3 separate regions of the Mus musculus genome follow, and regions 1 and 3 are each linked to region 2. Evidence: chromatin loops called from intact Hi-C (ENCODE). Cell type or tissue: left cerebral cortex. All regions are shown on one strand. Each heading gives the region's core, and the rest is flanking DNA. Links, peaks and the distances in the headings are about the cores only.

Region 1 (10,789 bases), core at 1,582-9,581, 310 kb after region 2:
AAAATACACAGAGAAATACACAGATTGTAATATGATTTACATATGCCTATACATAGATATGATAGGTAAAAACATATACAGATGACAAATAATAGACTATTATTATAGTTTATTTGATAGAAATACTATAATAAACATCATAGATGTAGCTACTAATAGAATTGATAGAAAGATGTTATATATGGATAGGTAGGTGGATGAATAATGAATGGGATGGATACTAGATACATGGATGGTTGGAAAGATAAGTTGATGATAGATAAATGTATCAATACATAGAAATAATGTAAATAGATGGATGGATAGATCAGATAGATAGATAGATAGATAGATAGATAGATAGATAGATAGATAGATAGACTATTTTAGACAAATGCATGGATAGATAGGATATTACATTAGTATATAAGTAGACAGATGCTAGATATATATTTACATGGATGGCTAGAAAGATATATAGAGATTGATAGATAGATAGATAGATAGATAGATAGATAGATAGATAGATAGATGGATATGGATAGATGCTAGATAGTAAATAGATAGGTAGTAGATAGATAATAGATAGATGATGGATGGATATATGAAACAATCATAACAAAATATGAACTTTTGAATAAATCTAGGTAGTAGTTGTCACATCACTTTTACAACTGTTTCTGAATATTTGAGCAGCGTTTTCCCAATTTTAACTTGGGGGAAGTAAGGCAGAATTTGTGCTCCTAGCAACTCTGCCCTGCTCCTGAGTGTCCCCGAAGAATCTGTGCTCTCTCATCTCTTTAGCAGCAAGGCAGGGGCCCTACAGATGAGGGAATGCATTTGGGCTGCAAGGTTGCCATATCACTCCATCCTGGAATAGGGACAATCCAAGCCCCCATGTCACTCCATCCTGGAATAGGGACAATCCAAGCCCCCATGTCACTCCATCCTGGAACAGGGATCATCCAAGCCCCCATGTCACTTCTTCCTGGAACAGGGAACATCCAAGCCCCCATGTCACTCCATCCTGGAACAGGGATCATCCAAGCCCCCATGTCACTCCATCCTGGAACAGGGATCATCCAAGCCCCCATCCCTGGGTTTTCTAGGGGGAGGGGAGGTATGCTCAAAATGTTGCCCTTTGGTACAGAGATCTAATTCTCTTTGCTGCCTTAACCACCCATGCAGGTCTCTGTACCATCTGCATCCTGTGGCTGCAGGTCTCCCTTTCCCAAGACAGATCCCATTCCTGTCAGCTGCCTACCCAAGCTAGGAAGAAACCTTACAGCCTCCGTTCTGAATTACCCTTCCTCCCTTCCTCCTGAGGCACAGGGACCAGCCGTGACATTCATCTGTTGATAGATAATATGCTGTAAATCTGTCTCACCTGAGCCCCAAGGCAGTGCTGTGTGGCAGGTAAGAGGTAGGTACCGAAGGCTCTCAGAATTGGAAGTTAAGGCCCTGTGTCTGCAACCTGGATAGCTATCATGAATCTTTCTATCAGAAAGCTTTCTCTGGGATTAGACTGTGTGCCACCAAGCATATGCCTCTCTGAAATGGCTGGGTCAGAATCCAGCCAAGCATCTTCCGGAAGCCTCTGACGTCTGCCATTCAGAACCTGGCTGCCGCCTCTGTCTGGGATCATGGTTACAGGGGAACAGAGCCCAAGCCAAGCCAGTCACTGGAACAACCAGTAGGTGACAGGGGCATCTGAAGAGAGGTGCTGTGCAGTGCAGCCTCGCTCCTTCCTGGGGCTCAAGTCTTCGTGTTATTGGGTAAAATTCCTAGCTGCTCTTGGCTTTTCTTCAAGATCTAGGAAGTCCTGTATGAAAACTGAACTGGGTTGTTTAGTAGCTTGAATCCATTTCTCTGTTTCCTTTTTGAAATAATTTTATTTTATCTATTTATTTGACTGTGCTGACTTTTGAGACATTCTCATGTAGCCCAGGCTGGCCTCCAGCTTGCTGGGCAGTGAGGATAACCATGAGCTCCTGATCCTCCTGCCTATGTCTTCCAAGTGGCAAAATTATAGGTATGCACTATTGTAGCTAGCCTGAATGAAAAATTATCTTCAGATCCCCCATTATGGTAACCAATTACATCTGGGTTGCCTAGGATTTACCTGGTGTTGCTGGTGATAGCATCACATATGAACACCCTTTAGTTCCAGGGTGGTAGAGTAAATAGCTGTCCCTCCTTGCTTCCCTCTGTCCTTCTCTTGTTGTTGTTGTTGTTGTTGTTGTTCTTCTTCTTCTTCTTCTTCTTCTTCTTCATTCTCTTCCTCCTCCTCCTCCTCCTCCTCCTCCTCCTCCTCCTCCTCCTCCTCCTCCTCCTCTTCCTCCTCCTCCTCCTCCTCTTCTTCTTCTTCTTCTTCTTCTTCTTCTTCTTCTTCTTCTTCTTCTTCTTCTTCTTCTTCTTCTTCTTCTTCTTCTTCTTTTTCATAGATTTTGCCCCCTATTTCATCATAATCATTTTAAGAAGTTTTCTAGCTTCCTGGTTCCCATCTCACCTGGGAGGTACCTGTAGCATCTACAGCGCAGGTGAAGCCTTACCTCATAAACATCATCAGGCTGCCAATGGTACCCATATTCCAGTTTAGTCAGCTGTGTTACGGATTTAGGTAGCATTCTATAACCTCCATTTTTAGAGAGGACCGAAGGTGGATACTCCTGCCCAGGGTCCCTCAGATAGAGACTAAGAATTGAGTCTCAAATCCAGATGCAAGGGCTTTAGGCCCTGAGCAAGATCTAAGGATAGGACAATGTGGACTGCACATGGGTTATTGTTTCTTTGTGGGCAGAAAATCAACCCCTCTATCTTTCTCATTCCTTCCAGGGCTCCCTTCCTGCTGCCTCCCTCATCTCGCTTCACCACTGCCCCAGATGAACTTCATTTTAACGGGGCTGTATTACTTCTTTCACTGACACCAAGACCAAGAGACCAGACACAACTGAAAGGAAGATGGGTTCACTGCGGCTCCTGGTTTCTGAGGATCCCTCATGATCCAGGTGTGGCAGAGTTCACAGCCATGATAACATGTAGCAGAGACTCCTCACATCATGGTGAACTAGGAGAAGCAGAGAGATGGAAACAGGAAACAGATATGACTGCCAAAGGCAGATATGCTGCCTGATCTGAGTGATGTGCCAGCAAGGCTCTACTTTCTAAAGACTCCACAGCCTCCCCAAATCTCACCACCGGTTTGGGACCAATCATGCTCACAACATGAGTCAGAAGGGGTCATTTCAGATGCAAAGTATAACAGCAGCTTACAGTGAAGGGAGGGGCGGGGGGGAGGAGAGACAACATTAGAGTACTGGTCACACTAAGTGCTCACTTGGTGCTGGTCGGTCACACTAAGTGCTCACTTGGTGCTGGTCACACTAAGTGCACACTTGGTGCTGAAGAACCTTCTGGGCACGCTGCATTTGTCACCTTCCTGAATCTGTATCGAGAGTCCTAGAAACATTATTCCCAGTCTTCCCGGAGCAGAAGAGGTAGCATAGATAGTTAGCAGCAAGCTTGGGGGCTCCTCACTATGGATGGCTCCGTGAGAAAACTTAAGTTCCTCATCAATGCTGTGTTGGTTTGTTCAGTTGGTTTGGTTTGATTTGATTTCCAGATAGAATCTCACTCTTGATCTCCTGCCTCAGTCTCCTGAGTGCTGGGATTCCAAGTGTGTCCTCCCACACCGGGCTCTTGTGGCCATTTCAGCTAGCCACCCCGGTGTCTTTACTACTTTTTGCTGTAGTGAAACAGCCTGACAAAAGCCACTTAAGGGAGAAAGGATGTATTAGGGCTTACAGATCGAAAAGGATGAAAAGACAAGTTATCAGATAGACAAAGCATGTTGACAGGAGCAAGATGCTGGTTGGCTATACAAAGGAAACCGAGTATGGACAGGCAGGAAGTGGGCATCTCTATAAAGCTGTAAGGCCTGCCCCCATTTCTGCCTCTTAAAGCAAAACAGCTTTCTCAAACAGAGCCACCCACTGGGAACCAGGCATTACGTTTAAATCACAGTAGAAAATGACCTAGTATTTGGGAACTTTGACAAAGAAGGGAGAGTCATCAGGGAAGACTGCTCAGAGGAGGCATCACCTGGTTTAAGACCTCAGTGATAAATTCATCGTTTTTAATAGCTGAGTAGTACTCCGTGGTGTAAATGTACTACATTTTCTGGATCCATTCCTCTGTTGAGAGACATCTGGGTTGTTTCCAGCTTCTGGCTATTATAAATAAAGCTGCTATGAACATAGTGGAGCATGTGTTCTTATTACCAGTTGGAACATCTTCTGGGTATATGCCCAGGAGAGGTATGGCTGGATTCTCCGGTAGTACTATGTCCAATTTTCTGAGGAACCACCAGACTGATTTCCAGAGTGGTTGTACAAGCTTGCAATCCCACCAGCAATGGAGGAGTGTTCCTCTTTCTCCACATCCTCCCCAGCATCTGCTGTCACCTGAATTTTTGATCTTAGCCATTCTGACTGTGGTACATTTACACAATGTAGTACTACTCAGCTATTAAAAACAATGAATTTATGAAATTATTAGGCAAACGAATGTATCTGGAGGATATCATCCTGAGTGAGGTAACCCAATCACAAAAGAACTCACATGATATGCACTCACTGATAAGTGGATATTAGCCCAGAAACTTAGAATACCCAAGATACAATTTGCAAAACACATGAAACTCAAGAAGAAGAAAGACCAAAGTGTGGACACTTTGATCCTTCTTAGAAGGGGAAACAAAATGCCCATGGAAGGAGTTACAGAGACAAAGTTGGAGCTGAGACAGAAGGAAGGACCATCCAGAGACTACCCCACCTGGGGATCCATGCCATAATCAACCACCAAATGCAAACACTATTGCATATGCCAGCAAGATTTTGCTGAAAGGACCCTGATATAGCTGTCTCTTGTGAGGCTATGCCAGTGCCTGGCAAATACAGAAGCGGATACTCACAGTCATCTATTGGATGCAACACAGGGCCCCCAATGGAGGAGCTAGAGAAAGTACCCAAAGAGCTGAAGGGGTCTGTAACCCTATAGGAGGAACAGCAATATGAACTAACCAGTACCCCCAGAGCTCGTGTCTCTAGCTGCATATGTAGCAGAGGAAGGCCTCGTTGGCCATCACTGGGAGGACAGGCCCTTGGTCTTGCAAAGATTATAAGCCCCAGTACAGGGGAATGCCAGGGCCAGGGAGTAGAAATGGGTCGGTTGGGGAGCAGGGGGAGGGGAGGGTATAGGGGACTTTCAGGATGGCATTTGAAGTGTAAATGAAGAAAATATGTAATAAAATTGTAAAAGAATGAAAGAAAGGAAGGAAGAAAGGAAGGAAAAAAAAATTCTAGAAATTAAAAAAAAAAAAAGACCTCAGTGATGATAGCAATGCTGGGAGAGCAGGTTTAGCACAGCTAAACTTGTTCGCTCAAGTCAGGCCCAGACAGAGGTCTTAAAACCGTGATGCTTCGGCCCCATCCTGTATGCCATGCTCTGGGTACCAGCACAGGACTCAGCATTTGTATTAACCTCCAAGGAGAGCTTTCCCTGGAGCCAAGGTAGAGATGGGTTTGTGGAGGGCAAGCTACTGCAAGGTTCAGAGCCTCTCCATTTTTTATTTTTATCTTTTATGTTTACTTTTTTGCTGGTAGCCACATTCCCTGTCCAACTTCCACTGGTGGCCTGGACTTCCTGCTCCTAGCAACCCTGTGCTGATAAGCAAAGGGAAGACAACGAGAGAAGAAAAGTCTGCCTGGGGAAGACAGTAAATGCAGCTTTGCTTCATGAAGTAAGGGAAAGGCCAGGAGGGGCTGGGCTCATGTCACCTTCTGAATCCCAGCTGACAAATGACATTCTGAGTCCTATCTCCTCAGAGGCTCCTAAGCTGACCCTTGCAGATATCTGAGAAAAGACCGAGCTGTCCTCTAAGATTAATGACTCTGAAGAAAGAATGAAGGGAGGAGGGGACTGGGCAGGAGCTCCAGGGACACAGGCTGCTGCTAGCTGGCTCTGTGCTGACTGTGACTGGGCCCCAAGGACCTGCCAATCAACAACATCACTATGCAGGGTCTGTGCTATGCACTCCTCTCCTTAGCCTTGGTGGCATGGTGCCCACTCTTACATTAGGAAGCATTTAAACAGCTCATGTGCCACCGAGTGCCCACCACACTACCTCCCTCCATACAGCCTTCCTGTGTCTCACTGGATTTTCCTTGCTGGTTTCTCTTAGTTTTGAGGTACCCTCTGACTCTCCACTTACATCTTTCCCACCTGCCTCCTCTCTTGCTGTGTGTTGCTGCTGACTCCTGGTTCCTTTGCATCTCCCCATCACTGTGTTCTGCTGTGTCATAGCCACGTGTTTTTCTGTATCTCCTTCAGTGTGTGGGCAGGGACTTGGATTTCTCTGCTTATATCCTGCCCCATATATCTCTATATATCTCTCATGCCTTGTCCCTACATCTATGTCTTCTTCCTTTTCTGTAATACCATCTCTGTGTCTTCCCAGAAGTCCCTCTGGTTTCTGATACCCATGTTTCAATGTTGCCTTCATCTTTCCTGAGATTACATTGCTGTCTGGTCCTCCTCCTCTTTTCCCTTCCTGTCTCCCTGTGTATATTCCTCTTTTTTTCTTTCTGCCATGGCTGCCATCAATAGTAGATGTGTCTGTGAGGTGACAAGAGGCAGCCTGTGGCCATGCTCATCTGCCTGTTGCCTGGTGGCAAGATGATGGAATGAGCCATCTTCTGCTCTGCTCTGCTGCCTGACCTCTGCAGAACTCCCATTCCTCTGAGTCTTTACTCTGTTGTCTTTCCCTGAAGGGTACAGAGGATTCTCCTCATTCCATAACTTTAGTCTGCCCCAGTGTTATTGAGAACCTGTGCTCATGGTTGAGAAAACTGCAAACTGACTCTGAAGCTGCAAGATGTGCTCATGACTTGATAGCCACAATTTAATAAACCCACGTGTTCTGTGCTTGTTCTGCTATTACAACACATTTCCACAGACATCCTAGCATGTAGATGTCACTATCCTATTTTTCCCCAGAGGAGAGTTGGAGAGGGAAGCCAGGGAGAATAAGACACCTGCCCAAAGTTGTAGCACCAGCCAGTAGTAGAGACTGAATCCAAGCCCATCTAGAGCCATGCTATCCAGTGACAATGGCAGAAGAAGCCACTGTAGCCACTTTGGCTATTTTAAGTGCACTAAAATTTATAATAGTTTCTGTGTTGCAGTAGCCCACATTTCAAGGATTTAATAGCTACCTGGGGATAGTAGCCACTGTCTAGGATGGTGCAGTGATAGGCTGTTACCATCAGTGCAAGGACAGCACTGTTTTAGATCACTGCGGTCAGGGGATTCTACAGTCACCTTAGGATAAAGTGGAAGCATATTGAAATAGCCCTGGGTCATTCCTTGGTTCCCAGCCTCGTTATATCTGAGCTTGCTCATAAGTCCCCAAACAACTATAGAGATCCTGTTTCCAAAAATCTACAGGCAGCCTTCCCTGTGCAGCGCTCACCTGCCTTTGCAACCCAGTTTGCGTCTGAGTTACCACCAAGGAATGCTGTATTTTCATTACAGGAGGAGAGTGGATCTATGTATTCTCCTAAACGACAGGGGTAAAAAGCACAATCTTACGGCAGAAATTGAATTTTTTTTTTTATTTCTTCTGGTGTCCAGGGCTTTGAACCCTTTCACAACATGAACGGCTTATCTTGTTCCACTTGATCAAAAACATTTCATAATGCTGGCTCCTTCTACAAGGTCACCTTGAAATCTCTTTCCTGCTTGAAGCCTCCTGAATCTTCTTTAGTCTAATAGAAACATTCTTGAGAACTGAGTGAACTGGACTTGTTCAATGTTGTGCCCTCTCTAAGAAAATGGCATATTACCTCTCTGTAGCAAGTTACCCAAGAGAGGAAAATAACTGAGATGCACTACAGTCTAGGCAACATCAATACCCCAGCATCCACTGGTCCCACCTATTAATGGTGAAAGAACTGAATTCATGCAAAGTTCTCTGCAGGCAGCTGATTCTTCAGTGGTTTTCCCCATCTTACTGGGAAGGAGTTCTCTCCCACAGCTTTGTATACTTCCAAACTTTCCAGCACTTTTATTCATTCCTGCTGGATCTGCTCCACCCCCTTCTACAACCTCAGCTTCTGAAACTCCCCCTAGTTCTAATGGCCACCATTTAAAATCTCTAGATTGTTCCAATATTTCATAGTCCATGTTAACTTAGGCTAGCAGAGACTTAGTTTGACAAACCATGGCCGGGCGTGGTGGCGCACGCCTTTAATCCTAGCACTCAGGAGGCAGAGGCAGAGACAGGCGGATTTCTGAGTTCGAGGCCAGCCTGGTCTACAGAGTGAGTTCCAGGACAGCCAGGGCTACACAGAGAAACCCTGTCTTGAAAAAAACAAAAAACAAAAAACAGACAAACCATTAGGAGAAAGCTGGAGTGGGGTAGGGAGCTAGCTCAGTTGGTAAAGCGCTTGCTGTATAAACATGAGGATTTGGGTTTTACCCTAGGGGCCTATATAAAAAATCCAAGTGTGGTTATATGAGTCCAGCTCTGGGAAGTTAGAAAGAGGTAAATCCTGCCGTTCACTGGGCAGCAACCCTAGCCAAGCCAAGAAGAGACCCTGTCTCTAGAACTAAAGATGGATTGTGCCTAAAAGACAAAACCTGAGGATGGCCTTAGGTGAACAAGTCACACACACACACACACACACACACACACACACTTAGAGAGAGAAAGAGAGAGAGAGACAGGGAGACAGAGAGACAGAGTCATAGATAGAGAGAAACATACAGAGAGAAACAGAGATATAGAAAGAAATGGAGAGACAGAGAGGAGGGGGAGAGGGAGGGGAAGGGATAGAGGAAGAGAAAGAGGGGAAGAAGGAGAGGGAGAGAGATTTTCGAATGAATTGTCACATGAGATCTGTTCTGTGGGTCTTAACTTTAGCTTGATGCCATTTGAAACAGTAATAAATGAAAAAGAGTATTTGGGACACTTGATAAAGACATAAGGAAAAAGGAGTGTCATTAATACACTGGGCCTTTGTATTAGTATAGAGATTGGGCTGAACTCCAAATCAAGAAGTGAGTATTTATAGCCAAAGAACTGAGTGGTAGAAGGCTGGATGGAGGCTAAGAATAAGCTCAGGTGTCTTGCTAAAGGCAAAGCAGGCGTCACAATAGTGAGGGTAGGGTATTTTCAATAAATAGATTCTTCCTGGAACTGGAATAAAAGGCACAGAGATAGAACAGAGATCAAAGGTCAAGGTCTAATCAGAAAGAGGCTCTTTGCTAGAGTGAGGTGAAGGAAAGTGTTTGTGAGATCACATGTTATGGTCCTAACTCTTTCCCTTTCTGGTTGGGTGGCCTGGCGTATGTTACTTAAGCATCTGTGACTTGGCTTCTTCAGTTCCTAAGTGCAGAGAGCCAGTTATTGTTGAAGGTATCCCTTGGGACTGAGAAATGTTCTCGTCATAGGCTCAGCCATTATTATGTTCAACGGTTCTTCAGTCTCGGATACCTTTGACCTGGCTGGGATCATCTGTTCCATCTGGCTTCTTTTGCCACATACTCTATCACCCATCTGATTCCACCATGTCTCTAGCAATAGCATAGTTCAGCATGGTGGAAGAAGGGATAGTTTGAATTCATAAATGACCTATTCACAACCACATTTCACCCCACGTTTTAGAGATTAGGGTGAATGAACTTGAGAGTGAATGGACTATGAAGCCACTTGCTCAAGCCAGCACAGATTCAGTAGACAGCATACAACAACCCAGCCCCAAGTCCACTTGAGCGTAGCACAGTCTCTTCCTGACCTCAGTCTCTCCCTTCACAGAGCACTGTGATGTGTAGTACACCTTAGAATGAAAGCATGGACACACAGAGAATTGCCCCCATAGACTTCTCCAGGCTGCCATCTGTCCTTGGCTGGATCCTTCTGTCTTAACCCTTCCCAGTGCATCTAGTTCCCTCGGATGATTGCAGCTCATGTCTACTTTACCTCCCTTCCCAGATTTCCCATTTTCACTGGATGTCCCTCTCAGATTCTAACACTTTTCGCTCCTTCTTGTTTGACATCCTTGAGTATACATTCCTGCAGTCCTCGGCATCTTGCTCTGGACATGAGAACAGCATCCATTCTCTACCAACATCAAAGCTCAGAAAGGGACTTCTGTCCCAGCCTGGTCCAGGGGATGGAGCAACCAGTCCCCATTTGACATCTGTCAATTGAGAAGTGACAGCCCAGGCCAGGACATAGGAACTTTACTTCCAAAGTGTGCTCCTACCATACAGAGCACTGAGGACCTCCCGAAGCTTTTAGATTGTTTTGAATGGTAACCTCTAAATCCCTTTCCAGGCTAAAGGGACTCATGACTTTTTATTTAGGATCTGTTCTCCTCTGTCTTTTTCTTGGTTCACTGGCTTCAGACTTATTATCTTCCATTTGTCTGCATTACACTGCCTTTCCCACTGACTGCCCGAATCACCTGCAATAACCCAGGTCAGCTCTATCTCAGGCTCTCATTGGGATGGGTGTGTGTACATCATGCTCCTAATAGCCTATCAGAGCCACGCCCAGGACAAGCTGAGGAGAGAGAAGAGGGGATTACTGCTGCAGGGACTCTATTTTTCTACTCAGGTTTTGATGTGTAAAATCCAGATAACCAGTCACTGAAGGAGTAATGATGGGTAACCATGTTGAAGAGATTGGTTCTAGAACCCCAACCAACACTCATGGCTACCTAACTCTGTAGATGCTCAGGTCTCT
Region 2 (10,789 bases), core at 1,718-9,717:
GGGCTGTGATTGTCAGAGGTGGAACGTAAAGCTATACATGATGGCTATGCTGTGAAGGGCATTGTAAAGAGTCTCTTGCCACAGGACATTACCCAGAGTCCTTCCCCCAAGCTGTGATGCCAAGAGTGGGGAAGAAAGCTAATGTCTATATGTACTTTGGGGGCGCTGAATAAACTTTGACTAGAATTTGACTCCTCAACGGATCTTGTCTTCTTCCGTCTGACTCTCCTTTCCCCGAATTCTATGGCACATTAAACCCTTAAACAATAACCGCTTTCAACACCCAGGATGCATCATTAAATAAGTTAAAGAGCTAATTAAAGGGGGGCCCATCCCCCTGCTCTTCTTGTAGTAAATCACCTGTGCCCCCATCTCAGCAAGTGTTTCCAAGCCAGGGATTTGCCCGTACAATGATCTCCCATTAGTGTCGCGTGTTGGATTTCGTTTCCTCTCATGCAATTATCTATCAGTAATTGGAGAAGGCATTACAGCAGAATAAATAATTGAACATAAATTAATCGACTTTGGAGTCACACTCAGGCTGGAGAAAAGCATATGTGGCATGTGCCGTGTGTTTAAACTCTCTGACAGCACAAAGAAACTGTGCATCGTCTGTCGTATTTTGGCAGCACAGAATCTCAATAGTTGATGTGCCTTTGTTGGGATAGTGTTACTGGGACCAGTCTTAGGGTCATCCATTACGAGGCAAGTGCTCTATCCCCGAGTTTCATTCCAGAATCAACACCACCCTCTTTTAAGAAAGGGTCTTGCTTGGTAACCTAGGCTTGCTACAAACTCATGATCCCCCTGCCTCAGCTTCTTATGTGTTAGCATTATGGATGTGCACTGACATTCTTGGCTTGCATGCCTTTTGTTTAATCACAAGAGAAAATGGAAACTCTGAAAAGTATCTGACTATCTGTTTCGAGGGGAGATGTTCTGGTTAGGGTTTTGTTTTGTTTGTTTGCTTAGTTTTTTGTTGTTGTTGTTGTTGCTTTTTTGTTTTTTTTGTTTGTTTTGTTTTGTTTTTTTGTTTTGTCAACTTGATACAAACTTGGGTGATCAACTGAGGAGTCACCTCCATTAGATTGCTCTGTAGGGAAGCCTGTGGCACATTTTCTTGATTAATGATAGTGGTGAGTGAGACAACCTAAACTGGTCCTGATGGTGTAAGACTGAGCAAGCCATGAGGAGAAAGCCAGTAAGCAGCATTTCCCATGGTCTCTGCATCTGCTCCTGCCTCCAAGTTTCTGCTTTGAGTTCTGGCCAATACTGGCTTCCCTAGATGACGAAATGTGGCTGGTAAGCCAAATTAACCCTTTCCTCCTAAAGCTGCTTTTGATAATGGCATTCATGTCAGCAACAGAAGAACCTAACAAAGACAGAAGAGAAGTTGACTCTAAAGTCAGGGTGAGAATCACCATGAGAATCACAACTCACATTTGGCACAGGTAGACCAAGGTCTGGTACTGTATAGGTCAAGAAACTTTCCACAGCAATGCAGGAGCAAAAACCTCCTCTCCTACAGGAGGTCAAGAACTTAAGCCAATCAAAGTTTTGGAGATAGAGAGAACATGCAGATGCTAATATAGTCACAAAATGAGGCAATGTGCTATCCTGGTGGCAGGGTCTCTGTACCGATCACAAGGCTACTGTGAATGGTGCCCTCTGATCATGAAGGCTCTGTTCATATTGAATTCCTGGCAAGCACACACTTTTGTTCCCTGAACAAAGCCTAAATAGCCATTTGATTTTATAGATGACAGACTTCCAATGTAACTTAGGTAACATATCCTGTCAATATTTCTATCTATCGAATTTGGCCTCAAATCTAGGTCTTGTAATCTCTAGTTCATCTCTCACCATATGCTGCATTTGGGATGTGGCATGTGTATTGACCATCTGCTATGGAGACAGAGGTTATGTTTTATCTATATACTTCATCCCAGCACCTAATGTAATGCTGTATATGTAACACCTACATTTGATTCCCATTATTTGCAGCAGTATTGTTCTGTAAAGTCACTGTGAACTCTGAGTTCAGGCACACTGGACCAAGGGAACATGATAGAGTCCCATGAGCTACAACATTTTCACTGCACCATCAATTCACTATCGTGTGCCAGTGTGTTTATGCTTATAGATACCTCACTTAATTTACACTGTTGACTTGTGCACATTGAACTTCCTGCAAAAAGCCCTACCCCATTTGCCCAAATGAAGTTTCCCCAACACAATATTTTCCCTGACAGGCATGTCACAGTTCTTTTTATGCTTCTAAATGCTAGAGAACACTTTGACATGGTCAACAGTGAAAATACTATAAAACACACACACACACACACACACACACACACACACACACACACACAATGTGAAAAACCACACAAGATAGACTGCATAGAGGATGCTTGCTTATTGTCTAAGAGCTGAGAGCCAGGGCAAGCAGAAACAGGTCCAGTGGGAATGTGCATACACTGGACAACTCAAGGTTTCCATTACTGTCTTAAAAATGAACTCAGGAGCACCAGAAGTCTTCATGCAGGAACCAGCGTTCTCCAGCCATAGTGGTTGGTTGGGATGTTGAGTTTATTCTTGTGAAGACTTTGCTGTGAACAAGAGATGTTTGCAGAAAACAAGTAAACTTTAGTGAGCAAGTGAATTGCTGAATAGATTGAAAATTAGCCTCCACATCTTGATTCATCATCCTTGGAGTCATTTAACCATGGATTGAAAAGATATATATTTAAAGTTGTATTTGTATGGAATATGTACAGTATAGTTTTGAGGGGCAGTGGGCATGGGGCGGGGAATAAAGTGAGTGGGAGAAAACCCACATCCTGCCAGTACTCTGGGCAGGCAGACGCTGAGGACAGCTAGCTGCCTGCTTTCCACACGGCCCTGGGTGGGTATCTGGCTGTGGGAAGCTACGGACCAGCCCACAGGGGTGGACAAGGGGCAGTACTAGGTCTCTGGGCCTCATGGAGGCCAGAGATAACAGGTTTTCAGTCTCAGGCATCCCAGACACCATTGGACCCCTCAGAAGAGCTGAGAACAAAATGGGGGCCACAGGTTGTGCCTCAGCCAGCCTTGGGGCTGAAGAGAGGAAAGGGCAGGGAAAAAGGAGGTGCTGGGTGGTTCCCATGTGGGTGAGAGTCCTTGGTCTGGTCCAGGGCCAGAGCACAGGAAGGCCTTCCAGCGGGAGGTTAGATGCAGCCCTTTAGGGGCCTACCCCATTATTCAAGCACAGTGGGCCTTGATGAGCAGAGACAGTCTATGGTTTTAGAGCTTTATTGTAGAAAGGCAGGGAGAAAGAGAGAAGGTAGAAAGAGAGAAAGGCCAGCCATGGCCATGTGGAGTGAGGGAGAAGAGAGAGAGAGAGAGAGAGAGAGAGAGAGAGAGAGAGAGAGAGAACTAGAGATGAGAGTAAGAAAGGTGAGAGCTTAAAGAAAGAGAGGAGGGGCCAAGCAGCCCCTTTTATAGTGGGCTGGGCTACCTTGCTGTTTCCAGGTAACTGTGGGGAGGAGCATACCTGGCTATAGTCAGGTAACTGTGGGGGTGGAGTCTAGCCAGAATGTCAGAAGCTTGGAACATTTTCTGCGTGACTTATAGCCACAGAATTATGGAGTTGGGGGTTCTGTGGTGTCAGGCACCTGTCTCTGGGAACGTGGCTCACTGTTATGTCCCTTGCAGAGTTTCCTACTGGGTCTCTACTGGGTCACTGGAGCAAGCCCCATTCAACCAAAACAGGCTGCCTTTCATGGCCCCACATAGTTTCAATGTGTTTTGTCCTTCCAGAGTTCATCTGGTTGCAGGATCCATCTTCATGGTGGAAGTATTAATGTGGTGGGCTCTCTAAGAGGTGAAGCCTAATGGGAATTTTGTGGAGATAGTGTCTGCAGAAGGATTAATTTAGTGTTATCAGACAAACTAGGTCATCTTTTGGGTTTTTTAGTCCTACTAAGGAAGTCATTTGAAAGAGCACGGAGAAAGAAGCTAAGAACATGACTTTATTAAAGTTTGAGAGAAAAACAACAGGACAGACAAGCTGAAAATGCTGGCAGCTGTCAGGAGGAGGGAGATGGAAAGGAAGTCATTGCCTTTTAAGTTAGTCCCAGAGGTTAGACAAACAGTGAGAAGGCCAGAATGTTAGGGCAGGCATGTTTAGGCTTTGGGCTATTTGGGCTGGTATCTGAAAAAGAGATAAAGAAAAGACAAAGGGTGATTAATGTTGAATTGTGGATCTGAGTTCAGAGGGCACAGGATTACAGGCACTCATATCCTAGTGTTCCAGGGCAAAACATTGGACCAGGGACATATGGTTAGAAATAGAAACTATAGGCAGCTTATTAAGAAAGGGAAGGCAGTCCCAGTGATAAGAGAATGCTAGGGGCCTGAGGGGAGAACCCTTAATCCAGGGCCATGCAGTATCTCCTTTTAGAACTTTCATAGAGCCCAGAACAGATCTCTAATTTCTATTTTCTGGGCTCCTCTTTCCCATACTCTATTCATTAAATGAAGCCCAGATGATAAAAGGCTTCCAGTCTTCCTCTGCAAGCTGGCTTCCTCCACATGCTAATCTTGATGTGTCTGCTTCCAGTCCTTGTCCTCCAGCCACAGTAGTTCTTGGGATGCTAAGTTAGTTCTTGTAAGGACTTTGTTGTGAACAAGACTGGCCCCTTCCTCCTTACTGGCTTCCTGCCTTGTCATGTGATCACTCCCTGTTGCACACACCCCCATCACAATGCCATCTGCCATCCTGTGATATGGCCAGAAGGTCCTCATGAGACCCAAGAACTATGAGTGAAGTGGGTTTATTTTTATAAAGCACTTAGCCTTGGGTGTTTCATGATAGCAACAGAAAATAGACTCATTCAACACAGATGCATTTTCTCATCATTGCTCTCTAAACAATTCAGAATTATGACTCTTTGCACAGCATTTGCAATGTGTTAGGTGTTTTAAGTAATCCAACAATTGTTTAAAGTATACAGCAGCATGCATGCTTGTTATACATAATTCTGCACCATCTCTCATAAGGAGCTTAATTATACATGGGTTTTGATTTTGCAGGCTTGTGTCCTGGAACTGGTCTCTCATGGGTACCAGGACTAGCTGTACTTAATTGTGTTTAAAACAATCATAGACAAATGCTGAGAAAATGAGTAAATAGCTCATGAACAGATCTGGTTGAGGGAATCTGAGTTGGCTCATCTGCCCACGCCAAGTCTACCACCTCTTAGCATCCTGGGAGTTTTCTATTCAGTGAAGGAGGAGCTATGATTCTGACTAGTCAGGGACTGTACCATTTGCAGCACGATGTTTGGTAAGGTGGATGGAATATTTATCCTAAAGCAGAATTCTAGGCTCTATCCCCTTTTCCTTCTGACTCTTGTCAGTGTCTGATATATTTCTCTCTCTTTCTCTTCCTCCTTCCTCCCCTCTTTCTCTCCCCCTCCACCCCTGCTTTGGGATAGATCATCATGTACACCAAGCTTGCCTCCAACTTGCCTTGTAGCCAAGGATGAGCTCAAACATTTGCTCTTTCTATTTCCATTTTCAGAGTACTAGGATGACTATGTGTGTCCTCGTCCTTGGTTTATATGGTGCTGGGGATGGAATCCAGAGTTTTGCGCATGCTAGTTACTCTTCCAAATGAGCTGCCCCCAGCTTCATTTCTCCCACTCTCTTTAATCTTGGCTTAGAATCATCTGGACTATTTAGCCTAGAATTTTCCCTTTAGTCTTCTTTATTGTCTCTGTTTACGTCCAAGCTGTTCTGTGATTTAGATTATAAAGGAGAAAGATGAACTCCAAGTTAGGCAAAATACTGAAGCTACACAGTCCAAAGCCTTCTGGGTACACAGTTGTTTTAGGAGATTCTTGCTGTCATCTCTGAACTGTTATCTTCAGTTGTCCTAGTGTACCAGACTCACTGGTACTGACCAGCAAGAATGGTTTTGGCTATTCCTGGGTTGCTGGTGTTACAATGGCCAACGGTGGGAAGAACCTTCTCCCTGACATCCATCCAGATGCCCAAGGAGTAACTGAGAGTCCCAGTAATTGTATAGAGATGCAAGCAAAATGGCCCATAGACAGAGACTTCTTGTCCTGGGCAAATCCTGACTCAACTGCCTTTGCATGTCCCCAAACGGCTTTCCTTAACTCAGGATGTTGTCTATCTCCAAGGAGGACTCAGTATTGATAAAGTAATCACTCTCCAGATAGTGATTCTGAAATCTTAGTCAATCAATTCTCAGAATTATATGAAAGAAGACTAGACAGAGGAGGGGAAGAAAGTTGAAATAGAACAACAGTGGAGGTTCTGCCTACCTATGCTATGGACTACAAGGCAGTGCAATAGGCTGAAATACATATATATATATATTCTACCACACATATATGGCAGAGAGAGGGGGGGAGATGAGAGGAGAGAGAGAGGTAGAGGGAAAGATGAATGAGAGTGGTTGGGAGGGGGAGAATATGAAAGAGGAGCCAGAGAGGGAGCAACAGTGTCAAAGAGAGGAGGAGAAAAAGGATGAAGAGGGGAGAGTAAAGGAGAAAGGGGGAAAGAAACAACAAAACCACATTTAAGATCAGCAGGAAAAAAAATCCGTAAAGAGGCTATTAAATGAATAGGAGTATTGATTATCAAATCAAATGTGAAAAGCAAAGCTTTACTGCTTTTAGATGAAACTAAAGTGGAAAATGCTCCCACAGGGGAAGCGGGTGAAGTGTTTCCAGGGACACCGTATGCTTTCTTACAACTGTGAGAGAATCTACAATTATCTCAGTAAAAATTTCAATTAAAGAGAAATTGGGTTCCCTACAACAACATAAAGAGTCTAAAATCTTGCGGGGGGGTGTAGGCAAAATTCCTTAAAACCATTACAAATTTATAACTTTTCAAATATATAGGAATATAAATTTTTTTAGCTATAAAACTTTCCAGACACAGAAACATAAAGTGGTACAGAGAATACTTGCATGGCCTTCACAATATTTTACTCAAACATTTTAAATTAAATATGGACAAGATTATGTTCTCACTCTAATTATATAATCTGAGTCTCTAGAAAACAGGATTATTTTCCTGCACAGCCATGATAATGCCATACACCTGGCTAAACAAGTACAAGTTCCCAATAATCTCATGTGCTGGCCACACTCAAATCTAACTGTCTCAAAGTATGTCTTAAAGTCGCCTTTAAAATGTTTTTTTCTCATTGTGTGTATGTGTGTAAGATAGGGAAAGCTAGATAGATGAATATATATATATATATATATATATATATGACAGGTAGATGAGAGCTGATGGATAGGTAGGTAGAGATAGATGATTGACTAGCTAGGATAGAGAGATTCTGTCTCTTCCTCTTTTTCCCTTTGAGAAGCTTCCACACTCATTAATTACCTTTCTCACCACCCTGACAAAACACCTGGTAGAGTCAACTCAAAAGGAGAAAGGTTTATTTTGTCTCATGAGTGAGAGAAATTTTGATCCACCGCCACAGGGCAAGTGTGGATGGGTAGGACTCCTTTAGTGGGTGTTAGGTACATGAGCTAATAGTTCTTTACAGGGCTATGAATCAAAATGAAGAGACCACGGCAGGCATAGCCTTCATAGGCCTAACTGCTAGTAACCTACTTCTGTCAGCGTGGCTCACCTTCTAAGGCTCCACATTGTTCAATACAGCTGAGGATCAAGCATTCAAGACAGGAGCCTGTGGGGGACATTTCAGATTCAAACCATAACATACCCTCACAGTATCTTACTTTACCTCTTTCTCAAAGAGCCTATGTTCAGACATCACACCTCAGGTTAGGGCTTCAATATGAGGTTGTTTGAGAGGGTGGAATGGAAACTGTGCCTATAACGGCTTCTGTCCTCTTTAGGAGAACATTGTTTTAGTTGATTCTCTCAGGAACACTAGATGCTCAGCTTTCTTAACCATAGATATGAACCAATGTTACTTCTCTTCAAAGTGCTAATAAGATAGTGCCTTGATATCCTAAACTGTAGATAGAGAACACTGAGTTTTATTGAGTTCAGGTGACTCTCCTGAGCTCACTCTGAATGGAACAGCAATCCCCTCGTGTCATTTTCTGAGGTTGTACTAACCTCAAGACCCACACAGAGAGGAAGCATGCTGCGTGCTGCTCACAGGTTTCAGAGATGCACCGACTACCATGATAACCTGGAAAGTATGCCAAACTCTCTTGGTCTGCCAAAGGAAGACATGAGACTGACGTGCATGGCTGGTGGGCTGGCCTTCATCCCACTTCTGCTCTGGGGCATTATTCCACAGCTGTGGCTTGCCCTGCCTACCTCCCTTCAGGTAGTCATTTCTGGAGGTTAACCTCCATTCATCTGTCTAATTGGTGGTTCTGTTTGGCCAATAGAGTCTACTCTGCCTGTGACCAGAAGCTGGAAATGTGAGTGATCAGTCCCCAGCTTTGGCACACCTGATGAATGGCTCTGATGTGTGTATTCTGCACTGGGCTAGTGTGGTTGAATTATTACTTAGAATGAGAAGTTTTCTGACAGCACAGTCATTCTCTCCCTCCTTAGCATACCCATTATGTTCCTTCCTTTCTTGTCGTATGATTCATCTTAATTGTCAACTTGATTGGATTGATACTTGGCTTGGAGACATTGAAGGACACCCGTGATGGAGTTTCCAGGAATGATTAAATGATGAGGACTCTGACCTAAGCAAGGACTTCACCTTTTCATGGATTCATGGTATGATTGCATCTTTGGGAGATGGGAAAAGGAGGAGGTGGGGTCTAGTTGGAGGGAGTCATGACAATGGAAGGGCACCCTTGGGAGGTTATCCTTCCCTGGTCCCCATTACTTATTCCTGGCTGCCACTCTATGACTTCCTTTACTATGACATTGCTACCACACTGGACTGAGCAATCTGAAACCACATGTCATAAAAGAAATATTTCATTCCTGTCTGTTGTGTATGTCAGGTTATATGATCAGAAGTAACTCACAGACTTCTCTCAGCTCATGTGTCCTTGAACCTCTTATTGATAACTGCAAATTAATCCTTATTTTTGGATTCACTTGTTTAGAAGAACTCGATTAAAGACATGGGTATCCATCTGGAATGAATAGGAGGTCAGGCTTTTCCTTTCTTTTTCTACTTTTTTAGTCTTTTCTTGCTTTGTGTATTTGTGTATGTATGTTCATCTGTGTGCGTGTGTGCCACAGGAGAAGTGCAGGGGGTCAGAGAACAAGTTCAGGGTCCGTCTTACCTTCCAGCTTGTTTGCAGGCTCTCTCACGTTGCTCACTGTTGCATGTGGTAGGATAGATGTCCTACAAGTTTCTGGAGACTTGTCTACCTCTGCCTCCCACACTTGCACCGGAACACTGGGATTATAGATGCATATGCTACCCACATGTGCTACGCCATCCACCTGTCTGTGGATGCTTGGATCTAAGCTCAGCTTGTCAGATTTATATGCAAGCTCATTGCCTACTGAAACAGCCTCTCAGCCCTGGCTTTCTCTTTCTTGTGAACATAATTCATGTGGGCTTTCCAGGAAAATGGTTTGAGATAAAAAAGAGACCGAGCATCTAGGCTAAAAAAAAAAAAAGTCTCCTCTCACACAAAAGCTAAATGGCCTGGCCTATAAAGAGTCATCTTGGGTCAGATCTTCCTTGGAAATAGAATGAGGTCTCCAGAGTAAGACACCCTTAGAAGAAAATTCACCATAACCATTAACGGAGGTTTGTAAATTCTGGGACCGCTCTTCTGCTTCTGGAAGTTTGAAGTATGATATTCTTACTTTTATTCCTAAGGGAAAAGCTTGTATAAATCTCTGCTTTTAATTAACAACATGTAGTTAAACTAATATTGGTTCATTAGGTAGCATGACAATTTCTACTGAGGATAACTTTCAAAGGAAGGAAAGACCAACCTGATCTATGCAGGCTGTAAAACATCATCTTTCAAGCAGTTTAGCAGAGGCAAGACAAGACCGATTTATTTAGATCGTTAACCTCAGGAATTCACACCATAGAGCTGTTTTCAGGGTTTGTAGAATGGCTGCTTGGCTCCCATCCACGCAGAAGAAGAAACTAGGCTGGAGAGATGGCTCAGTCTGTAACTGTTGCTACATAGGCATGACCGCCTGAGTTCTACCTCCTACACCCACCTGAGAAAGCTGAGGTGACTTTGTTCTCCTGTAACCCCAGATCTGGAGATTCAGAGGCAGAGATAGGGTCTTTCTGGACCTTGCTGGCCTGCGAGTCTAGCAGAATCAGAGAGCTCCAGCTTCAATGACAAGATACTCTCTCAAAAACTAAGGTAGAGAGAGATTGAGGATGACATCTGATTAGGATATAGTCATATAGATGTGTATATATGTGGAAATCCATCCAAAGTACATACATTATGATTTATGTATCTCTATAACACTATACAAAAACGCAGTTTGAAAAGAAGCAAACCAAATAAGAAGCAGTATCAAGAAAGCAGTTATAAGCTAAAGATACAAAGAGAAAACAAGGATGAGGAGAGAGTAGGAGATGAGGCTTGTGCCAGGGTGTCAAAGGCAGAGTGAAAGAGATAGAGAGGTAGACTAGGAAGCCAGTTACTCAGAGATCCCAAAGTGACCCTGGTGAGTGCCACCCAAGGGTAAGGCATGTGAGGATAGGAACCCAGCCTTCTTAATACTTCTTTTCATCCTAACCAGGACTCCCTTGGTCCTTCTTCATGGAATTTAGTATTAAGATATTCTTATTTTCTTAATGTATTGAGTATACTTGTTTTTC
Region 3 (10,789 bases), core at 1,544-9,543, 320 kb after region 2:
ATGACTTTTGTGATGAAATTCTGAGAAAATACAGGCATGTGGGCACTGCAAACCCACCTGTTTACATCTGGTGATTTTTTGTTTTTGTTTTTGTTTTTTTCAAGATGGAAATTGGAAAGGCTAGCAGTGAATCCTAGTGAAATATTCATGACCCCACCTAATTTCTAATTCAATTAAAAGGTGCTAATGTAGTTAACTGTGACAACAATTATTTTTGTTAATGAATATATTTAAATGCTTATCAGCAAAGGTGATAAGGAGTGCCCACAAGACCCAGACACAAACTTGAATTTCAATTGGTTTCTGGAATATAAAGGTTGTTCTGACAAAGCTGTGGACTAAATTCTGAATTTACAAAATAGATAATTTCAGGATTAGCTGTTCAGTTACAACACCAGTCTTCCATTTTCTTGAGAATTCAAGATAGGATTCTTTTAAAGGTGATTTCTTCAATTGCATTTACAAAATAGATAATTTCAGGATTAGCTGTTCAGTTACAACACTACTCTTCCATTTTCTTTAGGATCCAAGATGGGTTTTTTTAAAGGTAATTTCTTCAATTGCATTTGAAGACAGGGTTTGATTTATAAAGATTCAAATTATACTGATGGTGCAAAAATCCAAGGATGAGAAACTGGGAAATTCTAGTGTTTGTTGTTAAGGACAGCATCTCTGCAGCTGAGATGTCACAAGATTGTTCCTGGAACATAAATTTATGTACTGAAAGCCCTTTGTACCAGACATTGAATAGAGTTTCTTCCTAAAACCTCATTTCTCCCCTGGGTAGACGGTTGAATAGCAGACAAAGTGTTAGAGCTGGTATACCAGATGTCTAGACATTGTCTCTTGTCCTTACACTGGTATTTAAGTCATAGATTTGATAGTGTCCCATTTCAAACTGTGCCATTAAAATGTGAAATTGCCTATTTTAAATTTTACAGTGTTTGCATGACTTTCAAAAAATGCCTTTCTGGCTTACAGATGAATAATGTCTCTTGGATTTGAATCTTTCTCTCTTCCACTAGCAATGAATATCTGCAATGTTGGATGTGAGCCCCTTATTATAAGAAAGTCTTGTGTTAACCCTTAACTTAACAACCTGTGAACTAAGAGGTTTGAAGGAAGTCATTTAACCTTGCCGAACCAGTTTCTTCATCGAGTAAGGGAGAGTTTGACTATCTTGCATACTATCTTGCAAGGATGCTGGGCAATTAGACAAGTAGCACGTTATCTGAGAGTGGCTTAATGTGCATATGCTGATGGTTTGGAAATGGCAGTAACTACTGTTGTAATAATTAGCTCCTAAACACTTTAATCTCAAAATATCCTACAGAGTTAGTAACACTTTTTTAAAATTTTTAAACAATTCATCTTTTAATCTTTTTTGGAATTTGTAAACATTGTTTAAGACTTTTATATGGGCGTATATGTGTTTTGATCAAGTTTACCTCACACTGCTTCCCCTATGGTCCCCTCTCTAGACTTTACCTCCCACTACTTTCCCCTCCCAAGCTGATGTGCTGTGCTTCTCCCTTTTATGAAAAATAGATTCTTTTCTCATACAAGGTATCCTGATTATAATTTCCCCTCTCTCTACTCCTCTCGGTTCCTCCCCTCGTCCCCTCCCATCTGGATCCACTCCCTCTCTGTCTCTCATTAGAAAAGAGCAGGATTTTAAAGAATAACAACAAAATAAGGTTAAATGTAATAACATAAAACAAACACCATCACGGTCTAAGTTGGACGAGGCAAACTAACAGAAGGCAAAGAACTCCAAGAGAAGGCAGAAGAATCAGAGACCCACTCGTTTAGATACTCAGGAGTGCTATAAAAATACTAAGCTGAAAGCCATAATATATATGCAGAAGACCTGATGTAGCCCTGAGATGTGCTCTGTTCTTAAAACCCCTGATTCCACTTAGTGATAGATATATGTCTATTGGTGTAACACAATCTAATGACACATAAGAAAATTGACTTTTCCTTTTCCAGAAGCTACTAGTTGCCAACAGCTCCTTAACTAGAGGGGCAACTTCATGAGCATCCTCCACCCATGCCAGGATCTTGGCTGGCTTGATGTTATACAGGTTTGGTGTATGACCTTGCCGGTCTTATGAACTCTGTTTAACTCCAGACACCCTTTGTGTCTGGTTCTTGAAATCTTGCTGCTTCTCTTCTGAGATGGTGCCTGAGCCTTGGGAAGAAAGGGTATGATATAAATATCCCTTTGAAATCTGAGTACTTGTCACCCTCTTATTCTCTGCACAGTGACTAATTATGAGTCTCTATATTAATCATCATTTACTGCAAAAATAAGCTCCTTAATGAGGGTTGAGATATGCACTTATTTGGGGGGTATAAAGATAAGAACTTAGGAGCAGTTTACTACCATATACACTTAGCAGAATAATAGTATTAGCTAATTTTCAAGGAACTATGGCTGGCCTAGTTAGTCAAAGGTTTATTTATCCAGTTAAGAGAGCCAAGCATATGCTCCATATTGTGGAGTTGTCTTAATTCTTGCCAATGCTTTTGATGCCCCTCCAGAACTTGATGGACTAGGCTATATTGTTTAAGATACCACATATGCTAGAGTCATAGAACATGGGAAGTCAAGCTGCTCTTTCCCTAGAAGCTCCATCTCCGGCTAGCTTTCACACTACTGGAATGTCCTATGCAGACTAGGGAGCAATCGATTTGCTCAGTGAACTTGTGAGCTATAATAACTACTGTCTGGCAAGATATGTCCACTGGTATAATAGTACAAATGCTGTGGGAGAAACCAACCACTTCCTCTTAATTTATGTTTAATTTTTTTTAATTTAAAAGTTTTTGTTTGTGGTGGTTTGTGTATGTATTTGTGGTGTGTGTATGTGTGTGTGACACACAGAGAGAATTTATAGTATATGCACCTCTGTGTGTAACTAGGTATTTGTAGTGTGTGTGTGCTTGCACAGGTATGTGTATCTATTTGAAGTGTATGCACCTTCCTCTGTGTGTGTGTGTGTGTGTGTGTGTGTGTGTGCTTGAGCCCGTGCACACATACATGCATTTATGGTGACATATTTGTGTGCACATCCGGAAACCAGATGATGAAGTCCGGTAACCTACTTTATCACTTTCTGCTGTATTCTCTTAAGATGGGGTCTCACAATGTTCCTGAAGCTAGGCTAATAGTCAGCAAGCCCCAGAGATTCTCCTGTCTCTGCCTCCTGTATGTCTAGGGTTATAGCCCTCCAGACAACCAGCCCAACATTTTCTGGAGGCCCAGTGATCCAAACTCAGCTCCTCGAGTGCTTTTTTACCACACGGAGCCATGACACACTCTTCTTAACATTGCTTCTGTTTTGATGATGAAGAAACAGAAACTCCGGGAAGCTTGGTGCATCATGTGCTTGGTCAGAGGCAGCATTAGCAGTTGAACCTAAAAACCATGCTATGCTCACAGGCCTTATTTCTGTCACTTACAGTTCTTATTCTACCTCCCTTTAAGTTGATAGAACTCTTTCACACCTGGCAATGCATGTTATTGCCAATTCATTTACAGGTTCTTAAACATCATTTGTTAGCTCTGTTGCATCACACAAAATATCTATCATCTATCTATCTATCTATCTATCTATCTATCTATCTATCTATCTATATCTAAACTCTTTATTATCTCAGTATTATATTCATTCTTGCTCTATCTATCTATCTATCTATCTATCTATCTATGGAATGATATACATGTTATACTTTCTCTTCACATATTGTATAAAAACGGTACCAAAACCATGGGATATCCATCAGTAAACATGCCCTTTAGGATGTTTGGGGAGAGACTGGAGGTACAAGTTCCACAGACCTGGGCCACACTCCATAGACAGATACTTTCAGATACCTGAGGTAACTGACTCTATTCCTAAGACTAAAGTTCTTCAAGTTCCCAAAAAGAGTGAGATGAAGAAAGGACAGATTCAAATATTTGGCTGGTGGCCTCGATTCTGTAAATCAAATCAGCAGAATCTAGCCAGACAGAATGCTTGCTGGTGTCCTTTACCAAGCCAAAGGAAGGCTCCAGTCACTGATTTGAAGGATTTTGCTAAAGTAGCTGGGAGGCAGAGAGGGAGGGAGGGAGGAGAGGGAGAGAGGGAGGGAGGGAGGAAAGGGAGAGAGGGAGAGGGAGAGGGAGAGGGAGAGGGAGAGGGAGAGAGAGAGAGAGAGAGAGAGAGAGAGAGAGAGAGAGAGAGAGAGAGAGATTTTTTTAAAGTCATTAAAACCTCAAGCCATGGACCCAAAAATATATGCTAAATGAATGAAGTCAGTTGAAAAAAAAATCCCATTTTATGATGAAATCCATGTAGACAGACCATAATTTGTTGGTTCCATAGGGAAGGGAAATGGCAGGTGATAGGATACAGGGCTTAATTTTGATGTCAGGAAACGTTCTAAAATTGTCTGTGGTTAGAGTTGCACATGTCTGAAAGAAAGTACAAACAACACTGAACTATAAATTTTATATGTGAAAACTGTGCAGCGTGTGAATGACATTGTCAAAGAGCTGCTACAAAAATAAGTCCCAACAGCCCACTCAGGCAATCCGGTGCCAAGAGTAGCGCCGGACTCCTATTCTCAACATCGATACACACTCACTGTTTCCTCAAGGTTTTGTGTGTTCTTCCCTTCCTTTCTCTTGCCATCCCTAGGCAAACTGATGGCATCCATATGGTCCCCAGTACACAATGATAAAAGATCTTGGAAGCCAAAGAACCTCTCTATTTCTTTTTAAAAGCATGCTGACTTTCCAATCACGCTAATTTGTTTTTGTATATTCAGGATATACATTTGAAGGGAATTTATACACCACCCAACAGCCATCTGTTCCCATGCTGCTTTTTAGCCTACTCTGGGAGTGGCTGGAAGTTGGGAGAGGAAGTTATTTCAGCTTTCTCTTGAACTTCCTACTCAGAACCCTCAAGAGAGAGAGAATACCACAGGGAAGGAGGGGGTGGGGCGAGAGGGGTGCTCATTCTCTAATAGAATTCAGATGTTATAATCTACGAGATCCTAAGTCAATGACTTAACCATCCTCAGCCTGTTTTCATATCTTAGATAGAGGATAATCATAGTTTCAGTACCTACTAGGCTCATTGAGAAAATGAAATAAGAGGATATCAATAAATCACTTGTCTTGACACACAGTATACACTCTGTGGATCAGAGCTATTCATTGTAATGGCTGTGATTCCATTACAATTGATTTGTGTGGATAGACTTTGGAAGATCAATCTTTTGTCTCTTCTAGCACCTCTACTCTAGAGAATACTCTAGAAATACTTGTCTTCCTGTAGACCTCCTATTACCTAAGGTGATTACTATTCTAGCTGGACCAGGATGTAGACTATAGCAGTTCCTTAGATATGAATTCAATTCTGGTGTCCAGAGGGTGATATCCTGGTGTCCTGATATTTGAAACTTCCCTTGAAGCATCTGTCTCTGTTAGGTTTTCCAGTCCCTATGACCTCTTGACATCCCCTTTCATCTCTGAATCTTGACAGTGATTTCTAGAAGAACAAGCCATGGATCTCTAAGGAGAAGAAATCTAGGAGAAAAAATGTGCCTGCGAGAGTGGATTCTGCACACGTGTCTCCATGAACTAACTGCTTACCAGCAGAAGTGAGAAGTCAGGCTTTTCCTGGTATCTGATTTTCTGGTGCCACAGGAAAGACCAAATGCATAATTCTACAGGGACCTAAGAAATCTTTGTCCCTTTCATAAGGGTGGACCTGCTCATGTCCCCATTTCTGCCTGAAGTTGCAGCTGCAGGGACCTACATGGTGTTTGCCCCTTTAATAAGATTGAACCTGCTCCGGTCACCTTCCCTTCCTATACTGATGACTTATGCTCCATGTCTCCACTAGAGTTTTTGGTCTCCAAGTTCAGACTTTGTGTGCCACAGAAACCAACTTCTGCTACTAGGAGAGATGTCCACAGGTTTTAAGGGTGTGCCTAGAAAAGTCGTAACCTACAAGACCAGGTGTGGTGGTTTGAATATGCTTGGCCCCGGGGAGTGGCACTCTTTGGACTTGTGGCCTTGTTAGAGGATGTATGTCATTGTGGGTGTGGGCTTTGAGAGCTTTCTCCCAGCTTCCTGAGGATGACAGTGTTTTTCCTGTTTGCCTTCCGAACAAGATGTAGAACTCTCAGTTCCTTCTCCAGCACCATGGCTGCATGGGTGCTGCCATGTTCCCACCTTGATGATACAGGACTGAACGTCTGAACTTGAAAGCCAGCCCCAATTAAATGTTGTCCTATAAAAGTTACCTTGGTCATGGTGTCTGTGCACAGCAATAAAACCCTGACTAAGACACCAGGCTTAGGGATTAGAGTCGTTTATTATGAATCCCATAGAAAGAAAAACCCAACTAGTGTTTTGTTTTGCTTTGTTTTGATTAAAAACAAAAAACAAAAAAACCCCTGCTCAGAACCCCATGTTGGAGTTTATAGGGAAACAGATTGCCTGCTGCAGCCATGGCTATGGGGTACACAGCACATTTTCAGGGTCCTCGCCCCTCTCCAATCTAGAAGCACATCAGGCTTCTAGAATCTCAAATAGAAGCACAAATGAGGTTTATGAGCCATTAATCTTAGGTCATGTTTCCAAAGTCTCAAAAACATTCAAGAACAATTAACTGCTTTACTGAAAACAGATTGTGAACCTTGCAATTAGGTAGATCCTGGGGGCGGGAGGAGACCTTAAATGGTCAAGTGTTCCCACCCTAGAACTTTCAGAGGGTACAGCAAGCATAGTTCTCACAGTCTTCTGCCCCTGCAGTGCCCTAGTTGCTCATGAGAAGAAATGGGGATGTTTCTAGACTTCTTCACACTATTGTAAGGTGTGAGTTTGGTATGGTTTGAAGCAAAAACAAATGTGGTTTGAGAGGAAGCCCCCTCCCCCCTTAGTTTCATTGGCTTCTGTTGAGAATCTCTTTTAGGACTATGAGTCCTTCCTCTATTATTAAGAGATTAGGAAAGAGCTACCGCTATTGTTTGGATGTGGTAAATGTCTCCCCCTAGCATTGAAGGCAGTAGTTCTCAACCTGTGGATCTTGACCCCTTTGGAGGTCAGGTTACATACAAGATATCCTGCATATCAGATATTTACATTATGATTCATAATGGTAGGAAAATTACAGTTTTGAATTAGCAATGAATTAATTTTATGGTTGGGGCATCTCCACAACATGAGGAACTGTATTAAAGGATTGTAGCATTAGGAAGGTTGAGAACCCCTGGTTAAAGGTATTACATCCAGAAACATATGTGAAGAAAGTTCAGCTATGTGTTTGGTGCTTGGCTGATGGTATGAGGTCATGAGAGCTTTAAGAGCGCTGTTCAGGGCTGGGGATTAGCTCCATCTGTAACATGCTTGTCTTCTGAGCATGAGGGCCTGAGTTCAATTCTTAGAACTGATCTAAAATAGCTATGAGTAGTGATGGCACTTAAAATATCAACGTTGGGGAGGAAGAAACAGGCAGATCCCTGCGCTCACTTGCTGGCCAGCCTAGCCTACATGGGGACACTTCAGGCAGCAAGGCACTTTGTTGCAGTAAATAAAATGGACAGTGCATGAGTAACCCAACGTGGACCTCTAGCCTCTACACACACTTGTACATATGGGTACCACTTGTACATATGGGTACCACTTACACACAAACACACAAATGGAGCCCAGTAGAAGGTGACTGAGTCCCTGGCATGAGACCTTTAGATAGAACTAATATAATGATCAATGGACACTCATTTGTGACAAGAGAGTTGTCATGAAAGACAATTACCGGCACGTCCTGCTCCTTTCCTGCTTTCCTGTCTGATAATGGGATTTTCCTTTATTGCAAAACCACTACCATGATGTTTGATAGATGGGTGGGGTGGGGTGGGCTGTGGCATCAGAACCAGTACTGTGCTGTTTGAACTCTCAGCCTTCAAACCTGGGAGCTTGTCATCTGGTGGGGCTCTGACAGACCAAAGAAAGAATTTCACCCTGGTCCACCTTGCTGAGCCAATGATTTTGTTCAGGTACCAGGCACAATGGTGATGCACAAGTAGCTGCAACACAGAAAAATCCTACTCAGTATGGGTAAGAACGTAAAAAAGCCGTATACTGAGGAGTCTAGGGTACCTACTGTGCTGGGCAGCGGGGTCCTGGTCTGAGCCTTGAGTCCATTTTATCACATGAGGTTCATGGATACCTTTGTCCTGGCTTTGATATTAACAGGCCATGAAGCCACCTTCTGATATGAATCTTATTCAGATATAAAATATATGATTGGATAGGCCTCTGATTTCTTTGTGTGTGTGTGTGTGTGTGTGTGTGTGTGTGTGTGTGTGTACATTTGTAGAGGCTAGAGGTCAACATTAGGGGTCTTCCTCAGTTGTATTCTACTTTGTTTTTCAAGGCAGAGTCTTACTGACTAGCCAAAGAGCTCTGGGGATCCAACCTGCCTTCCAGTACTGCCCCATTATACTTCATGTACACTTCAGTGGCTAGCAGTCAATCACTGCATAGTCAGGGCGGGAACCTGGAAGCAGGAACTGAAGCAGACACCATAGGGAGTGCTGCTTACTGGTTTTATCTTGCTTTCTCTCAAGCTCATGCTCAGCTTTCTTACACAACTAAGTTTCCATTAGGATGCTTCCTCCTTCACCGACTAACAGCCAATAAAATTCCATGCAGGCATGCACACAGGTCTATCTGATGAAGGCAATTCTTCAACTGAGATTCCGTATTACTAGGAGTGTCTTGTTAACAACCAAGATCAGCACCACAGTGGCTAAGGACAGAGAACTGGCTGCCTGCTCCTAGAAACTTGCTCTGAGCACAACTGGGATAGAGCAGCCATGTCCCCTGAAGCTGTCCCTCCCAGCGTGTCTGATGCTGACTTAGATGTGGCTCTTCTCCACTTAAGGAAGCTGCCACATGTGTGTAGAAGAACCATTCTGGCTGCCAAAATGAATCCGTCTAAACCAACCCCATTTAACAGAACAGTTCCTGGTAATAGATGTTCTCTGTAACTCCGTCTTGCCCAATACCATAGGTTCTGTCCATGAAAAGTCCTGGACTCTTGAAATGTGGCCAGTGAAATGAGGAAACTGGATTATAATTTAATTTTATCTGGATTAATATAAATTGAAAAGAGGATCACCAGAAAAGGCTAATGGTTGCTACATGCGGCCCATTAGATAGCTTCCATATTGGATAGAGGTCAGGAGCCTGCCTTCACTGTCCTTTATAAACAGCCACATTCACAAACTATCTGGGGGCAGTAAATGCCATGAAAGAGAGACATGAAGCTGAGCAGACTGTGATCTTAAACCCTGTTCAAACTTAATGCAAGACACAGGAGTTGGTTTGACGGAATGCTAATTAGTAGTTTCAGGGCTAAGAGAACACACTGTGGGTACACAAACCTGGAGGGATTAAAAGGAATATTTTAATAATACAAGAGAAACCATGGAAATTAAAATATGATTGGCAACATTAAAAACTAAATAGAAGTACTGAGTGACAGAATTAAAACTTAAATGAAAAAAAAATTGACTTTGTGATCTTGAATTATCTAGCCCAGTTACTCTCCCAATTCACAGAGCAATAACGTAAAAATTACAACAGAGAAGCTGCCACATGAAGGGAAGATCCAAGAAACACAGGTTCATCAAAGGAGGAGTCTTCAGAGAACACACTAGAGCTAAAGGAGATGCCAAGAAAAAGTAGGAGAAAAAAAATCTATTCATTGTTCAGGGTACCGGGTCCAGCTTTCAATGATGTTGTCAAGTAAGGGTTAATCACAGAATAAACACAAGAGTTTAAATGTCATAAAATGTACTCTTGTGTGAAATACTGACCTGAGACTGAATTTTTATTTAATAAAACATGGAACACAAGGAGTAGAGGGTAGAAAAAAAATGACAGTACGTTGCAAGGATTGACTCTCAGAAAGGAGGTCTGAGGAACCGGGATTTAATGGCTGGTGCGATGGCTTAGTGGATAAAGGCACTTGACTCCGAGCATGGCATCTGAGTTCAATACCCTGGACCCACAAGGTAGGAGAAGAGAACTGACTTCTGCAGGTTGTCTTCTGACTTGTACATGTACACAGTAGCAGGTGCATACATACCACACACACATGCACACACACACACACACACACACACACACACACACATGCATACATGCACACACATAAATGCACTCACACACACAGACACACACATGAACAAAAAACACATAACATGTACATACACATACATAGATACATACACATGTGTGAAAAACTATTTTAAATCTACTTAGGTTTGTAAAACTTTTAACATACACTGTAAAGAGGCCAGCCACTTTTGCTTTACTAAGGACAAATACTTGATCAGTTAGCTAAAGTCTAGAAGATAGACGCCTTAGGAGATGAAAATAGGCATGCCACAAAAAGCTAAGGTAAAAGTTGGCAGTACTTTGGAGACTAAGAAGTGAAGATCATAAGTTCAAGGTCAGCCTTAACCATAGCGAGACCTGCCTCAAAATACAACTGATAGGAACAAAGCTAACACAGGGTTAGAGTAAACAAAGGAAACTTGATTACCTACAACAAACAAATACTTGGAGCTGGGGAGGTGGCTCCGAGGTTAAGAGCACAGAGGACTCTAGCAAAGGACCCACATTGGGCAGTTCATAACTACTTGTAGCTCCAGCTCCGAGGGTTTCCAATGCTTTCTTCTGACCTCTGCAGGCGATTGTATTCATACCTACACA

What was found. Peaks named below come from ENCODE experiments on the same cell type or tissue, not always from the same donor. Only the 100,000 strongest peaks of a DNase experiment are listed, where the experiment ranks them.
Region 1: a loop joins it to region 2, with 2.1 times the contacts of the local background. A loop is called at or near these places in 2 of 42 quality-filtered maps.
Region 3: a loop joins it to region 2, with 2.3 times the contacts of the local background. A loop is called at or near these places in 2 of 42 quality-filtered maps.

Annotation. Positions count from the first base shown.
Region 1 is chr7:117,155,374-117,166,162 of GRCm38, forward strand. No RefSeq gene overlaps it. Among named protein-coding and RNA genes, the nearest start is that of Gm39075, 68 kb to the right of the region's middle. In left cerebral cortex, for the core only: no CTCF peak of the experiment used is centred there; DNase peaks (open chromatin) are centred at 6,332 and 6,675; H3K27ac peaks cover 418 bases.
Region 2 is chr7:116,847,909-116,858,697 of GRCm38, forward strand. No RefSeq gene overlaps it. Among named protein-coding and RNA genes, the nearest start is that of Gm26054, 99 kb to the right of the region's middle. In left cerebral cortex, for the core only: no CTCF peak of the experiment used is centred there; DNase peaks (open chromatin) are centred at 4,747, 5,251, 5,567 and 9,431; H3K27ac peaks cover 590 bases.
Region 3 is chr7:117,170,358-117,181,146 of GRCm38, forward strand. No RefSeq gene overlaps it. Among named protein-coding and RNA genes, the nearest start is that of Gm39075, 53 kb to the right of the region's middle. In left cerebral cortex, for the core only: no CTCF peak of the experiment used is centred there; DNase peaks (open chromatin) are centred at 4,625 and 4,816; H3K27ac peaks cover 279 bases.